Regions from separate parts of the Mus musculus genome. Here region 2 is linked to region 1. A link is a loop called in an ENCODE intact Hi-C map of the cell type or tissue named here. Cell type or tissue: heart. All regions are shown on one strand. Links, peaks and the distances in the headings refer to the core of each region. The heading gives the core; the rest is flanking DNA.

Region 1 (8,044 bases), core at 1,813-6,812:
TTCCTTCCTTCCTTCCTTCCAACAAACAAACAATTCTCCCTTGTCCCTTTCTTGCTCTCTGTTTCTAATCTTCTTCCAGCTCTGGCCCCAGATTAAAGCCTCCAGCCTGCACCTCCATGTTCTTCCTGATGCTCCTAGCAGCATCCCGCAAAGTGTCTATACTGGCTAATTTTGTGTCAACTTGACACAGCTGGAGTTATCACAGAGAAAGGAGCTTCAGTTGAGGAAATGCCTCCATGAGATCCAACTGTAAGGCATTTTCTCAATTAGTGATCAAGGAGGAAAGGCCCCTTGTGGGTGGGACCATCTCTGGGCTGGTAGTCTTGGCTCTATAAGAAAGCAAGCTGAGCAAGCCAGAGGAAGCAAGCCAGTAAGGAACATCCCTCCATGGCCTCTGCATCAGCTCCTGCTTCTTGACCTGCTTGAGTTCCAGTCCTGACTTCCTTTGGTGATGAACAGCAGTATGGAAGTATAAGCCGAATAAACCCTTTCCTCCCCAATTTGCTTCTTGGTCATGATGTTTGTGCAGGAATAGAAACCGTGACTAAGACAGCGTCTAACACAACTTGAGCCCACTCTGTGCAGATCATTATTCCCTGTCCCAGAGCTCAACTCAATGCTCAGTTTCTACAGGCCCGTTTGTGCCACCCAGGCTCTACTCTGCAGAGACAGCTTCCTTTGCCACGAGGTACCTGTGCCACTGCCTGCTTTCTGCTTAGAGTTATCTCAAGCACAAGAGTCCATAGCCCCCAGCCCGAAGCTACAGTCTGGAGATCTTGGTGTAATGTGAAGGTCCCAGGCTTCCCCGGGCTCCCCACCTCAGTGATGTTCTTGGTGACTTTTGCTTCCACGTCATATCTCTCTTCATCCACTTTGTCCACCCGAGCGTGAAGCTGTCGGCATAAGTCCTGGTGAAGGAACGCGTGGATGCTGAGAGGGAGGCTGGAGATTGGGTTCCCTGGTCTGAGAGAGGAGACCTCTGGGTCTGAGGAAGGAGGCCTAGGCTCTGGACCCCCGAGTTTGAGAGAGGAGTGCTGGGGTCTGGACTCCTGAGTCTGAGGAAGGAGGGGGTGAAAGGAAGCTGACACCGGAATCTGCACTCCAGGGAACTTAAAGAAATATGGCCGGGAACTAAGAATTCTGAGACCTGGCAGATAGAGGCTGGAGAAATACACTGGGTTTTGAAGCTGTAGGGCTGAACGTATTGCTTGGCATAAGGATTGCAGATCCTGAGCAGAACTTGAGATGGTGCTTATGCTCCTGATACCCAAGGGATGCCAGGCCAGAGATGAGGAACCTCGGGTCCCAGGCTTATCCGGAATCCTTGCTTTGTAAACTGGTACCTGAAGCTCTTCAAAGCCCAGCCCATCCAACTCCAAAGGCTGGCAACGAGTCCTCAGAACGCGCCCCTTCTCTCCACGTCGCTCTTCTGCCTCTCGTTCCATCTCCTGCTTCGCAATCTGCAGCATCAGAGTCTGCGGAATGGTTGGAGCAGACAACAGAGTCCCAAAAAGTATAAGAATAACAAATTTCCCTCCATCCTCCAGAGAGACAGAATATCCGAACATCCAAGTTTGTGTCTTTTATTCAAAACCTGCCTCGTTTCTGCCCGCGCGCACGTGGGGGGGGGGGGCGGGGGAGGCGGGGACTGACACACTCCGGAAGCGAAACCACTCCCCCAAAGCTCCGCCCACCCAAGCCCACCCACTGCGACCTCATCATCACCTTCAACTGAAGTTTTCTGGAGGCGGAGATCTTAGACTTTTTCTGCCAAGGTGATATGGAGAAAGGTCAGTGTGAGGTCCCAAAGTGGACACTGGGTGGAGCTGCAAGGCATCACGACCCACTCGAGTGCATACCCATTCGGGTCAGACATTCTTCAACCAGAACGCGGAGTCCACTGGAAGCCACGCTCCTCGGTCCCATCTACCAATCTTTGTCTCCGACTAGAGCTACGCACTGCCTATCTATTCACTGCTAACCACTACGCTCACGCCTAAACCTTGCTGTAGGCAAGTTCCCCCCAACCACAGGCCGCTGTCACCAAGCCCAACCTGAACCTTTCTGAAATTCTGCCCCACCCATAGGGCTCTGCCCATCACCCTACCACCCCTTTCCAGGGCCTTGGTCCTGCCCCCTTCTGGGTCTCAGAGGATTCTTGAACCCAGAAGCCCATCCTCTTGGACCCCGCCCCACCTTGGCGTGTGGCTCGGTGGCATAGGCTCGGTAGTTGGCAGAGGAGCGGCGTCGGACAGGAGCAGGCGCAGGCTGCGGTTCCCCAGCCTGGAATTGAAGCAGGCTACATCACTACCCAAACCCTCCCATCCAGCCCTTCCTGGATACCTCACCTCTAGCGGCAGGTTCCCCTGCCCACTGGTCCCCAGTCCTCTCCCTGCAGCACCCACTCTGGACCGAAGGTTCCCTACCCCACTTCTTAGCTCACAGCTCACCGCATCGCTGCTCCTGAAGAGAGAGAAACCGTGAAGAGGAAATCACTGATGGTGGTCCCCTGACTCTTGAACCCCAGGAGTCTGATTCCCAAATTCTTACCTCATTTCTACAGAAATCCAACCACCCTTGCCTCCTACTCTCTCAGGACAAGTATCCAACCTGGTTGCACCCTCAAGACCCACCGCACCTCTCCCTGTTGAGGTCTCCACCCCAAGGCTACGAAGATTCACATACTCATCAGCCATGATGATCTCCAGAGGCAGAGAACAGGATCGGAGATTCCTGGAGGGTCCTGGAAGGGTGTCCCTGGTGACCTTGGAGGTCTCTAGAGGTTGGGTTTCCTCTGGGCTGCTCAAGCCTCACTGAGGACACTGAGATAAGGGGCGAGGACAAAGACTAAATATACTGCTGTCTCCTCCCCTGCCCAGGATAAGCGATAACAGGGTGTGAGGGGAGCCGTGTGCAAAGCTCCAGTTGGGTCAACCAAGGTGCCCAGGATCTACACCCCTCCTCCTTTGACTCTAGCGCCCCAGCTCCCTCCTCCCTCAAACTTAGGAAAACCCGGAGCAAGGTCCCTCTTCTCTCAAATCCAAGAGTCTAGACTTCAGCTTCCCATGTTCATACCCAGAAATCCATGCCGGCCTTCTGTCCTCACACCTAGGTCCCTCACTGAACTGCAGTCTTTCTGGGACCTAGTGTGTCCTTTCTCTCCCCCACGTTTCTGTCGGTTTCAGTGGCCCTGGCATGTTTAGTTTGAAGGATCTTATCCTTCACTCCTGTGAAATTCAGCCAAGCCCACTTGCAAACCCACAATCGGGACCCATCCCTGCTGCTCCCACCCTTCTTGGCACTGGAGACCGACTGAGGACAGGACACACAGAGGTGACCCTGCGCTTTTTATTTGAATCACATTCAAGGAAGGCTATGCCCTTGTCCTTCCCAAAAGCAGCATGTCAAGAAAGGCCCAAGACAAAAGAGAGGATCTGGAGCCCAGGGTTGTCCCTTCAGCCTTCGATCCTTGTCAGGATAAGTCTCAGATAACAGTCTAGGACCCATCCCCCACCCTCACCCCTACCCCCCAAATAGTACAACCGAGAGTTCCAGGAAAGGAATTTGAAGTTCTAGTCATATCCCTGGGGTTGAGAAGGAACGCAGAGTAAAACCGCATGCAGGTGGGCTGAGCTGGTGATGTCAATCCCTGGGCCTGCTTCAGCAGTTAAAGGTGGGCTACGTGGTCCCTGGGGTTCATGTTACATGTTTTGGAGGTGCATTCACCCAGGACGTTGCCATAGCTTCCTGGAGTGGGCTTATCACTTCCGGAGGAGAGGCCAGGTCGGCTTGGGGAAGGCTGATTGCTTCTACAGGCAGGACTAGCTTAGCCTGGGGTGGGCTCATCGCCTCTAGAGGTGGGATCTGGTCAGCTTTGGATGGGCTCAACGCTTCTAGAGGAGGGGCCTGGTTGGCCTGGGGTGGACACATTGTCTCTAGAGGTGGGGCCAGGTCAGCCAGGGGTGGGCTCATCGCCTCTAGAGAGGGGGCCTGGTTAGCCTGGGGCGGACTTATCGATTCTGGGAGAGGGGCGCGGGTAGATTCCACTTTGGAGGGCGCGGGTCCAGATTCCACAGCTGAGTCTCCGCCACCCGGAGTGGAGTCCCCTAACTTGTAGAACCTCGCAAAAGTCTCCGAGGGTTTGGTTGCAGTGTGAGGGGCGAACCCAGCCACCCGCGCTATCTCTACAACGCGGTCAGAGAACGCCTTCAACTCCTTGGGCCGCAGGTCCACCAAGTACCTATGTTGGGAAACTGTGTGTGAGGAGACCTGGCTTTTGGCCCAGCTGTGACCTTCCCACCCCACTCCTCTGGCTCACCGAGCTAATTCCACAACCAGGTTCCCTCCGGGGGCCACGCAAGCCCCGAGCTCAGGGCTGAGAAGATGGACCATCCTAAGGAGAGAAAGGACTAGGAGCTGAGATACACAGGTGGGGACGGAGGTCCAGAGCAGGATGGAGACTGCAAAGCTTAAGTTCCGGCTTCTGACAACGAATAAACTGGGGCCCAATCCTAGGTCTCTTACCCACAGGACACGTAGAGGAGCTGGAACCGGCCCTGGTAGCAAGTCTTGTGGTGGAGAGTCTGCGAAGAATCGAGAGGCAGAAAGTGGATAGTGAAGGGTTCTTGAGCAGGCACTGAAAGAGAAGGGAAGAAAGAGGTCAGATCTGGGGCTGAAGAACTGGCTCAGTTGCTAAGCGGGTTTGATACTCTTTCAGAGACCCTGAGTTTGCACCCAGAACCCAAGCTTATAACCACCTTTAACTCTAGTTTCTGGGGACATGGTGCCCTCTTGTGGCTTCCGAAGGCACCTACATGTGTGCTTGCGCAGGCGCTCACATGCTCACACAGAGAGAGAGAGAGAGAGAGAGAGAGAGAGAGAGAGGGTTTCTCTGTGTAGCCTTGGCTGTCCTGGAACTCACTCTGTAGACCAGGCTGGCCTCGAACTCAGAAATCCACCTGCCTCTGCCTTTGCCTCCCAGGTGCTGGGATTAAAGGTGTGCTCCACCACAGCCCGGCTATGAATATAAATCTTGAGAGTCAAAGAGATGTGCACACAAGTTGCAAAGAATATTGGAATTTACACTCCTTATCTGTGGAGAGCAGTGCCGAGAGCAATCGCCATTATAAGATGGCGCTGGCCTCCGCTGTGCCTAACTAGTAAACAAGCCCTGTACGCAGGTGCGAGAGTGAACTCACTCCTAGTCACTGCCCATCTCAGGGCGTAGTAGTGGGGTGATGAGCGAGCAACAAATCAGGAGCTGACATGCCATATCAGGTGCTGAAACACCATGGCTGAGGGCTATATAAGCGACTCCATTTTCTGGGGTCAGGGTCTTCCTGAGAAGTAAGCAATAAAGCTTTGCCGCAGAAGATTCCGGTTGTCCCGAGTGTGTTCTTGCCAGCGGGGACAAAAGCTTGGGATACTTATCTTCTTTTTTTCCCTCCAATTTTTTATTAGGTATTTACTTCATTTACATTTCAAATACTATCCCGAAAGTCCCCTATACCCTCGCCCCCACAATTCCCCTACCCACCCATTCCCACTTCTTGGCCCTGGCATTCCCCTGTACTGGGGCATATAAAGTTTGCAAGACCAATGGGCCTCTCTTCCCAATGATGGCCAACTAGGCCATCTTCTGCTAAAAATGCAGCTAGAGACATGAGCTCTGGGGGGTACTGGTTAGTTCATATTGTTGTTCCACCTATAGAGTTGCAGACCCTTTCAGCTCCTTGAGTCCTTTCTCTAGCTCCTTCATTGGGGGCCCTGTGATCCATCCAATAGCTGACTGTGAGCATCCACTTCTGTATTTGCCAGGCACTGGCTTAGCCTCACAAGAGACAGCTATATCAGGGTCCCTTCAGCAAAATCTTGCTGGCGTATGTAATAGTGTCTGCGTTTGGTGGCTGATTATGGGATGGACCCCCGGGTGGGGCAGTGTCTGGATGGTTCATCCTTTCATCTCAGCTCCAAACTTTGTCTCTGTAACTCCTTCCATGGGGTGTTTTGTTCCCAATTCTAAGAAGGGGCAACACTCCCTATTTTCTACTTTTGTTTTGAGTCAGGCTCTTGTAGCTGAAGATATCTGGAATTGTGACCCAAACCAGGCATTTTCTCCTGCCTCAGCCTTCTGAGTGACAGGCATTCACTGTCCACGCCCAACTTTCTTAGCCTTTTCTTTAAAGTTATTTTATTTATTTATTTATTTATTTATTTTGGTGATGGTGTGTGCCTCGGTAAGTGTGTGTAGGTCAGGTGGCAACCTTTACTGAGTCATCTCTCTCTGTCCACCATTACTTGGATCCCAGGGATAGAACTTGAGCTACAAGGCCCTGACGGCAAGCACGTCTCCTTGCTGAGCTATATTATCGACCTTCCATGTCTTTCTAGAAGCCTTCCTTTTTTTTAATCCTTTGGCTGAACTGAATTGCTGCAAATCTGGGGAGGTGGGCCCACGAGGCAGAGACCCATTTTACAGACAGGAAAGAAAGTGAATGGTCCCTTGAATGAAGGCACCTAGGGAGAGGTGAGTTAAGGACTGGAATAGAAAGAAGGACAGCCAGAATCCATGTAGGGAAAGGGTGTAGGGAGGAATGTAAAGGTTCCCAGTTAGAACTCCAGAGAGGGCTGAGAATCCTACTGGTGGGGTTCAGGGTTTGGGAAAGGGAGGACAAGAGAGAAAAAGAGAACGAATATCAACGAGAGAGCAACTGTCCAGGTATTCCAAACCAGCTCCGTCAAAGCTTGGGGAAAAAACAGTGACTATCTGCAGTTTGCAGCTGCTGGCTACCTACCATCTGGCTCGGGCGACTCTGTCTCCTCCACATTCCCCTGGATGGCTCTCGGGCCCCTCCAGGCGGCTACTTCTCGGAACAGCTCTGTGACGTTGTGCTGCGTGATCTCGCTCGCAGTCTGCGGGGAGAAAGGGGGAGGTGCAGAGGTTAGGCTTTGAACAATAGGGGTGGGTAGGGGCGGGGCTTAATGTATACAGCCAGCCCCAAACTAGAATTCCTTGTTACTTTTCCGGGGCTGGATTTAGGACTTAGTAAGAGAACTGGATCATAGCTCTCCAAGATAGGGACCAAGAAGTTGGGGACAGAGCCTGTTACTTGGATGGAGACACTGGACCAAAATAAGAGGTGGAGCTCAAAAAAGCGTTGGCGCTACTAGGCGGAAAAGGCAGGCTTGGAAGGCCGAGAACAGGAACTTGTCTGCTGGCCCTAACCCTAGCCCCACCAGGCCCACACCTTGACTGGTTGTCCGTTTCTCGTCCGTAAGAGGCTTTGGTCGTCCGCCTCGATGCCAAAAGCCATAAAGGGCCCCGTGGCGATGTCCCCCCAGTATCCGCGCGCAGCCACGCGTTCCCCACGCTGGAAAAAAACCAAAGGTATGAGATCGCAAGTGAGGTCCAAATTGGGGACCTGTACTGGTAGATACCTAAAATACGCAGTCCAGGCCTGCGGTAGACACGCACGTGGCTCAGGAGGCGACCTGATGCCAGAGTCCTGTTGGGCACATGGTAAGCACTCAAGTCTCTGAGTTCAAAGGCAACACCTGTATCCCGCCAGCGTCGGAATTCCTGGATATGGATAACTTGGGCCTGGAGTAGAGGATAGGGAAAAAGGCCCTGATTAATCTGGTATAGGAACCCCAACCTTATACCTATAGGAATTCCTCCAACTTCAAACTCCAGGGTCCAGACCTCCTTCCTCAGACCTAGGTAGGAGTTTAGACCCCCTTCCTCATATATGGGGGCGGAGTCTCCGCCCTCTTCCTTCTCTCTGGACTCAGATGCTGGCCACCTGCTTCAAAGCTTCCTCACCCCTCGATCATGCAGCTTCATGCGTAGGTCCCAGTCGGCAACACCACGCCGGGCATCGTAGCGGGAACCCAGGTAGTGGCGCAACCTCGAGTCCCAAAGGCGACTCATGGGAAAGACTTCAGGTCCCTTCTCCCCACCAGACCAGAAACGGAACACGGCCTCCAGGGCATCCCGCTCGCGGAACTGCACAGCCAGGAAAACATGGAGAGTGACAGAGACGCA
Region 2 (6,405 bases), core at 1,406-6,405, 230 kb before region 1:
GCTGTTCCAGCTTAGCCCTTACTGCACCCTTAGCAACCTTTTCCCTGTTGCTTCGCGCCCCTGTACGAAATTTCTTTAATTCTTTTCTTCTTCCATGGACCTCCAAGCCAGCAGTGTTTCTTCCAGTGTCTTCTGCCATTCCCAGGTCCCTCATTGGTTCGCCAAATTGTTGGGGCAGGTCTGCGGTTCTCATGTCTGGGTTCCAGCGTGGGAGGCAACCTGGAGCTGAAAGAAAGGGAAACTAGGTAGACAAGAGAGAGATGGGCCAAGACAGGATTCTGATCAAGGCTCAAATTTTTAATGGTGGACACACTTTATAAAGGAGGAGGAAAGCCCATTCCCTCCAATTCATCCTTGGAGCCCAGCTGCAGGTGACCACGAGTAGGATCAGATGTAGTCTCTGAAATAGCTAGGCTGACTCCCAGCATGTAGCAGCAGCGACAGAGGCTAAACAAGAGTGATCTAGGGAGGCAGGCTCCAGCCTAGATAATCTCCTTAGTGGCAACAAAGTCGAGGTCTGGTTCAGTGAGCTTCAGGTTGTTACATGTCCTTATTACCAGTTGGGACATCTTCCGGGTATATATGCTCAGGAGAGATATTGCTGGATCTTCTGGTAATACTATGTCCAATTTTCTTAGTCGCCAGACTGATTTCCAGAGTGGTTGTACAAGCTTGCAATCCCATCAACAATGGAGGAGTGTTCCTCTTTCTCCACATCCTCACCAGCATCTGCTGTCACCTGAATTTTTGATCTTAGCCATTCTGACTGGTATGAGGTGGAATCTCAGGGTTGCTTTGACTTGCATTTCCCTGATGATTAAGGATGCTGAACATTTTTTCAGGTGCTTCTCAGCCATTCGCTATTCCTCAGTTGAGAATTCTTTGTTTAGCTCTGTGCCCCACTTTTTAATAGGGTTATTTGATTTTCTGGAGTCCAGCTTCTTGAGTTCTTTGCATATATTGGATATTAGTCCCCTATTTGATTTAGGATTGGTAAAGATCATTTCCCAATCTGTTGGTGGCCCTTTTGTCTTATTGACAGTGTCTTTTGCCTTACAGAAGCTTTGCAATTTAATGAGCATTGCATTTGTTGATTCTTGATCTTACAGCACAAGCCATTGCTGTTCTATTCAGGAATTTTTCCCCAGTGCCCATATCTTCAATGTTTTCCCCCACTTTCTCCTCTATAAGTTTCAATGTCTCTAGTTTTATGTGGAGTTCCTTGATCCACTTAGACTTGAGCTTAGTACAAGGATATAAGGATGTATCAATTCACATTCTTCTACATGATAACTGCCAGTTAAGCCAGCACCATTTGTTGAAAATGCTGTCTTTTTTCCACTGGATGGTTTTAGCTCCCTTGTCAAAGATCAAGTGACCATAGGTGTGTGGGTTCATTTCTGGGTCTTCAATCCTATTCCATTGATCTACCTGTCTGTCGCTTTACCAGTACCATGCAGTTTTTATCACAATTGCTCTGTAGTGCAGCTTTAGGTCAGGCATGGTGATACCCCCAGAGGTTCTTTTATTGTTGAGAATAGTTTTTGAAGCTGGAAAGAACCCAGATGTCCCTCAACAGAGGAATGGATACAGAAAATGTGGTACATTTACACAATTTACTCAGCTATTAAAAACAATGAATTTATGAAATTCTTAGACAAATGGAGGGTATCATTCTTACTGAGGTAATCCAATCACAAAAGAACTCACGTGATATGCACTCACTGTTAAGTGGATATTAGCCCAGAAACTTAGAATACTCAAGATACAATTTGCAAAACACATGAAACTCAAGAAGAAGGAAGAAGTGTGGATACTTCATTCCTTCTTAGAATAGGGAACAAAATACCCATGTAAGGAGTTACAGAGACAAAGTTTGGAGATGAGATGGACGGAAAGACTATGCAGAGACTGCCCCATTTGGGGATCCATACCATAATCAACCACCAAATGCAGACACAATTGCATATAGCAAGATTTTGCTGAAAGGACCCTGATATAGCTGTCTCTTGTGAGGCTATGCCAGTGCCTGGCAAATACAGAAGTGGATGCTCACAGTCATCTATTGGATGGCACACAGGGCCCCCAATGGAGGAGCTAGAGAAAGTACCCAAGGAGCTGAAGGGGTCTGTAACCCTATAGGAGGGACAGCAATACGAACTAACCAGTAACCCCTTAGCTCATGTCTCAAGCTGCATATGTAGCAGAAGATGGCCTAATCAGCCATCATTGGGAGGAGAGGCCCTTGGTCTTGCAAAGATTATATGCCCCAATACAGAGGAATATCAGAGCCAGGAAGCAGGAGTGGGTGGATTGGAGTGCAGGGTGGGGGGAGGGTATAAGGGAATTTTGGGATATCATTTGAATTGTAAATGAGGAAAATATCTAATAAAAATTGAATAAATACTGTGTTTCTAGGATAGTAGAAAGAACTGAGGTACCAATAAAAGCCAAATCTTTGTATATAAATGTTATTAATGAATTAAAAAGATAGTTATATAGAAAACTCTATAATTTTTGCTCATGTACATTGGGATTACTTCAGGTGCACTGCCCTACAACTTTCCTGTTTGCCAATAATATTAAAGTATTATTTTTAATAAATTAGCATCCGAAGATAAAAAAAAAATCATTGTTTTCAATAGCTGAGTAGTACTCCATTGTGTAAATGTACCACATTTTCTGCATCCATTCCTCTGTTGAGGGACACCCAGATCATTTTCTTACAAAGAGCAAAATCAATAATGTGTTGGCACACATGTCAGCCTCAAGTCCAAGTGATGACCATGATCTATCATGGTTAGAAATATAGATTTAAAAGACACTGTATACCCAGGAGGAACTTAGAAAATATTGGTGGGCACATGATCCAAATAAATACTAACTGATTTCTATAGCCTCATGAACTTCACAGGACCCTGGTAACCACTATTAAGATCTCTATTCTCAGGGACTTCTCATGGTCTTGTATAGATAGCACTGGAGATTTGTACTTGTTGAGTGAGGAACAGTAAATTCCTACTCAAAATACCCAGGTACAGAGTGGATGTCAGGGTAGTCACACAGAGAGACCAAGCACATAGATTTTGCCCAATACTAAAGGCAGGTGAGGACCTAAAGACTCCTACTTCCCACCATTAGCATGACCTGAGTAGTAACAGGAGTAGTTCTCAGCTGGTTGGGCACTGATGGACACACAAGATTAGCTTGCTAATCTAAGCTAATAGCCTCTATCCAGCTATGTGCTTATTGACTGTGGTGAATGAAGCATTGACTATGAATGCAATATCATGAGACAAGGATGATGGACCAGTGTATACCAAAAGTTCTTAGGCAGCTGTTGTTGTTCCTCCTCTTCCTCTTCTTTCGTCCTCCCCCTCTTCTTCTTCCTCCCTCCTCCTCTTCTTCTTCTTCCTCCTCCTCTTCTTTTTTTAAAAGCAGGGACCATGTTGCTACTGCTGTGATTCAACATCTGATCTACCACAGAAGGCAAATTGGATGCCATGTGATGAGACAAGTCACCTGAGGCAAGTTCATCACATGTAGCTCGTCCTACCAGTAGAGGGCAGTACTTGTTTCTTCTGAGACTTATACCCTGGGGAGGGCAGTGTGTAGGATGTAGCTCAGATAGAGCACCTGTTCAGCACTCAGGAGGGGTTGGGCTCAAACAGAGGGAATATCCCATCACTTATTCTCAAGGCCAGGGAAATCAGATAACCATGGAAAGATGATAGATACTGTGACATAGTGGGGTGACTGGTCATAGGCATATATACAATGAAGGGTGTTGTTGGACCTGATAGATTATGGGACTATTCCATTTCAAATGGATGTAGTGAAAAGTTTGGGATATATTGTGCAGTGTGAATTTTCCTGTTATACTCAATGTATAAAAATGATGTATATAGAGAAATACAGGTTATAGATATAGGCTATAAAAATTACTTGATATTGATACAATGTGCTACTGCTCTCTTTTGATCAGTAAAATTTGTGGAATCAGGAGCCAAAGTGGAGAATAATAGGTGCCCTCTGACAATCATGTGACACAAAGGAAAGGTTTATTTCCAGTGATTTCGCTTATATATGATGCCGTGGTAGAGAATCTTCTTAGACAGGAATCTTTTATTAGTGAACACGATAAGGAGATATTCTTAATCACTGGGTTTAGTGGTGCAAGCTTGTAATCCTAGCCCTCAGGAGGCAGAAGCAGGAGGATTGACAAATGTTACAGGCCAGCCTGGTATATATTGAATTCCCAGCCAACCAGAGTTAGTTATTTAGAGATCCAGTTTCAGAACGGAGGTGTGGTGATGGTGGTGGTGGTGGTGGTGGTGGTGGTAGAGGAGGAGGAGGAGGAGGGCTGATTAGAAATAGTGGTACACACTTGTAACTCCAGCATTTGAGAAGCTGAGACAATAGGATTGTACATTTGAGTCCAGAGTTGTATACATAACCAGATGATATCCCAAACATCCTAAACAAGGGTTTGGGTTTTGAGATAGTGTACTGCTCGTTCAGAGGACCCAAGCTCAGATTCCAACAAGTATGTCAGACTTATCACAACTGCCTGTAACTCTAGCGCCACACCATGCATAGCATCAGGTACTTGAACTCAAGTGCACATATCCCTCCCACCCCTCCACACACATGCATGTGAGTGCATGCACACACACGCACACAGGTGTGCATGCACGTGCACACACACACACAAATAAATAAAAGCAAACCTTCAAAAGTACTAAAAAAAAAGAAGTAGGAAATACCTCAAATAAAAACTGAAGCATAAACTTAAGAGAATTAGAAAAAGAACAAAGTAAGTCTCTACTTACCACATTTAATTTGTAGTGTGTGTATACATGGATGTTTCTGTGTGCACAACCACATGAAAAAGCTGGGTGTTCTGTCCTACCATTCCCTGTATTACTCCCTTGAGATCAGGTTTCTTACTGAAGTTAGAACTAGGCTGGAAACCTCAATACTCTTTCCATCTGTATTCTAAACAGCACTACAGTGTCTAGCTTTCTACATGAACTCTTGGGCTTCAAACTCAGACCTGCATGCTTGTGCAATAAGTACTCTCACAACTCATGTACACAGCACCCTAAATTAATTTTTAATCCTACAAATACCACTTACTGTTTTGCACCACCATAAACATCTACCTACTTCAATTCTAGCTCCTGCTTCTTCTCTGACATACTGTGAACTGTCCATTTCTGTCTCCCTCTCCTGCTCCTGACTTTCCACATGGGCTGACCTGGGCATCAGTTCTGACTGCGCATCCTCGAATGATGGCATCTTATCTTCCAAATGCATCAGCTGCTCAGGGTTGTACCTGGCAGGGATGGCTGCAGTGTGGTACATTCCCATTTGAATCAGATGCCCATGGATAACAAACTGGAGTAAATCTGCTTTATACAAATACAAGGGAGGCAACTCAGTGGGCAATGAGCTGAAACATTCCAGTGACCATCTAAAACAGGGGGATTGGAATCACAGATACCTGTCTTTGCCAGGATTACTGACTCTACTTCCACCACATGGAGAGAAACCTCTGCAAATCCTACATTCACCGAACTCCCAGATCTGCTCTGTGTTTTGTGAAAGGGATCTTTCTTCATTCAGGGATAATTTGTTTCTCTTTTTCTTTCCCTGATCACGATGACTTGCAGATTTCATACATGTCATATATAATGCACTGACTATAAATTCTCAGAGTAGATAGAGACACACACAGTCAGTCTGCACCTGCATTATGAAACACCATAAACATCTCATGTTTCAAAAACTTGTATCCTGGACTGCGAATCAGTGATGACTGAATTTCTGAACAACTCAGACACCATAACACCATGGCCAATCTAAGGATTGAAGTGCTCACAAATTACTTCACATGAGGAACCTCAGAGATGACATGGGGAGTGAGGAATATTGATATTGAAGAGAATATCATACCCGATCCCACTACAAGAAATTCTTTCCCAGAAAACATAAACAGCAAGGAGGCAAGGACAGCTCTCATGGTTGTTTTCAGAGAAATGGAAGTAGATGATGTTGCTAAGGAAAGAGGTAGTTCCATGCAGGGGACTGTTCTTTAGATAACCCCCACCCACCCACCCAGAACTATGAAAACTGTTGTTTCCTCCTCCAGCTCTCTGTGTCCTTCTCTGTACTCATTCCTAGGATGTGAGCTAAAGTCAGGAACTCAGTGTGTCTCTGCTACTTGTGTTTGCCCTACATCACTGACCTGGATATTCATGAAGTATCTCCAGAGTAATTAGACAAATGGCCATGATGAGGACCTTACAGTGGAGTGAAGACAGATGGGTGGAAAGACTGAAGAACATCACATGGTACAACTGGACAGGTTAAGGACCACCTCCCAGCCATCTTCAACTGGAA

The links. Hi-C counts contacts between places; a loop is a spot of excess contacts. Peaks named below come from ENCODE experiments on the same cell type or tissue, not always from the same donor. Only the 100,000 strongest peaks of a DNase experiment are listed, where the experiment ranks them.
Region 2: it touches region 1 in a loop (2.4-fold over the local background); 3 of 42 quality-filtered maps call a loop at or near these places.

The regions. Positions count from the first base shown.
Region 1 is chr7:4,519,620-4,527,663 of GRCm38, forward strand. It overlaps Tnni3 (troponin I, cardiac 3), which reads right to left and starts at 2,909. Exons shown (of 8, transcript NM_009406.4): 1 at 2,686-2,909; 2 at 2,451-2,463; 3 at 2,197-2,283; 4 at 1,726-1,767; 5 at 1,344-1,475; 6 at 819-908. The coding sequence starts at 2,696. Dnaaf3 (dynein, axonemal assembly factor 3) reads right to left here. Exons shown (of 12, transcript NM_001033548.3): 6 at 7,823-8,005; 7 at 7,475-7,600; 8 at 7,248-7,370; 9 at 6,795-6,912; 10 at 4,525-4,636; 11 at 4,319-4,393; 12 at 3,314-4,240. The coding sequence ends at 3,697. In heart, for the core only: CTCF peaks have their summits at 1,814 and 4,794 (motif pointing left); DNase peaks (open chromatin) are centred at 2,002, 2,902, 4,222, 4,382 and 1 weaker place; H3K4me3 peaks cover 1,911 bases; H3K27ac peaks cover 3,170 bases.
Region 2 is chr7:4,293,821-4,300,225 of GRCm38, forward strand. No RefSeq gene overlaps it. Among named protein-coding and RNA genes, the nearest start is that of Ncr1, 41 kb to the right of the region's middle. In heart, for the core only: a CTCF peak has its summit at 3,557 (motif pointing right); no DNase peak of the experiment used is centred there.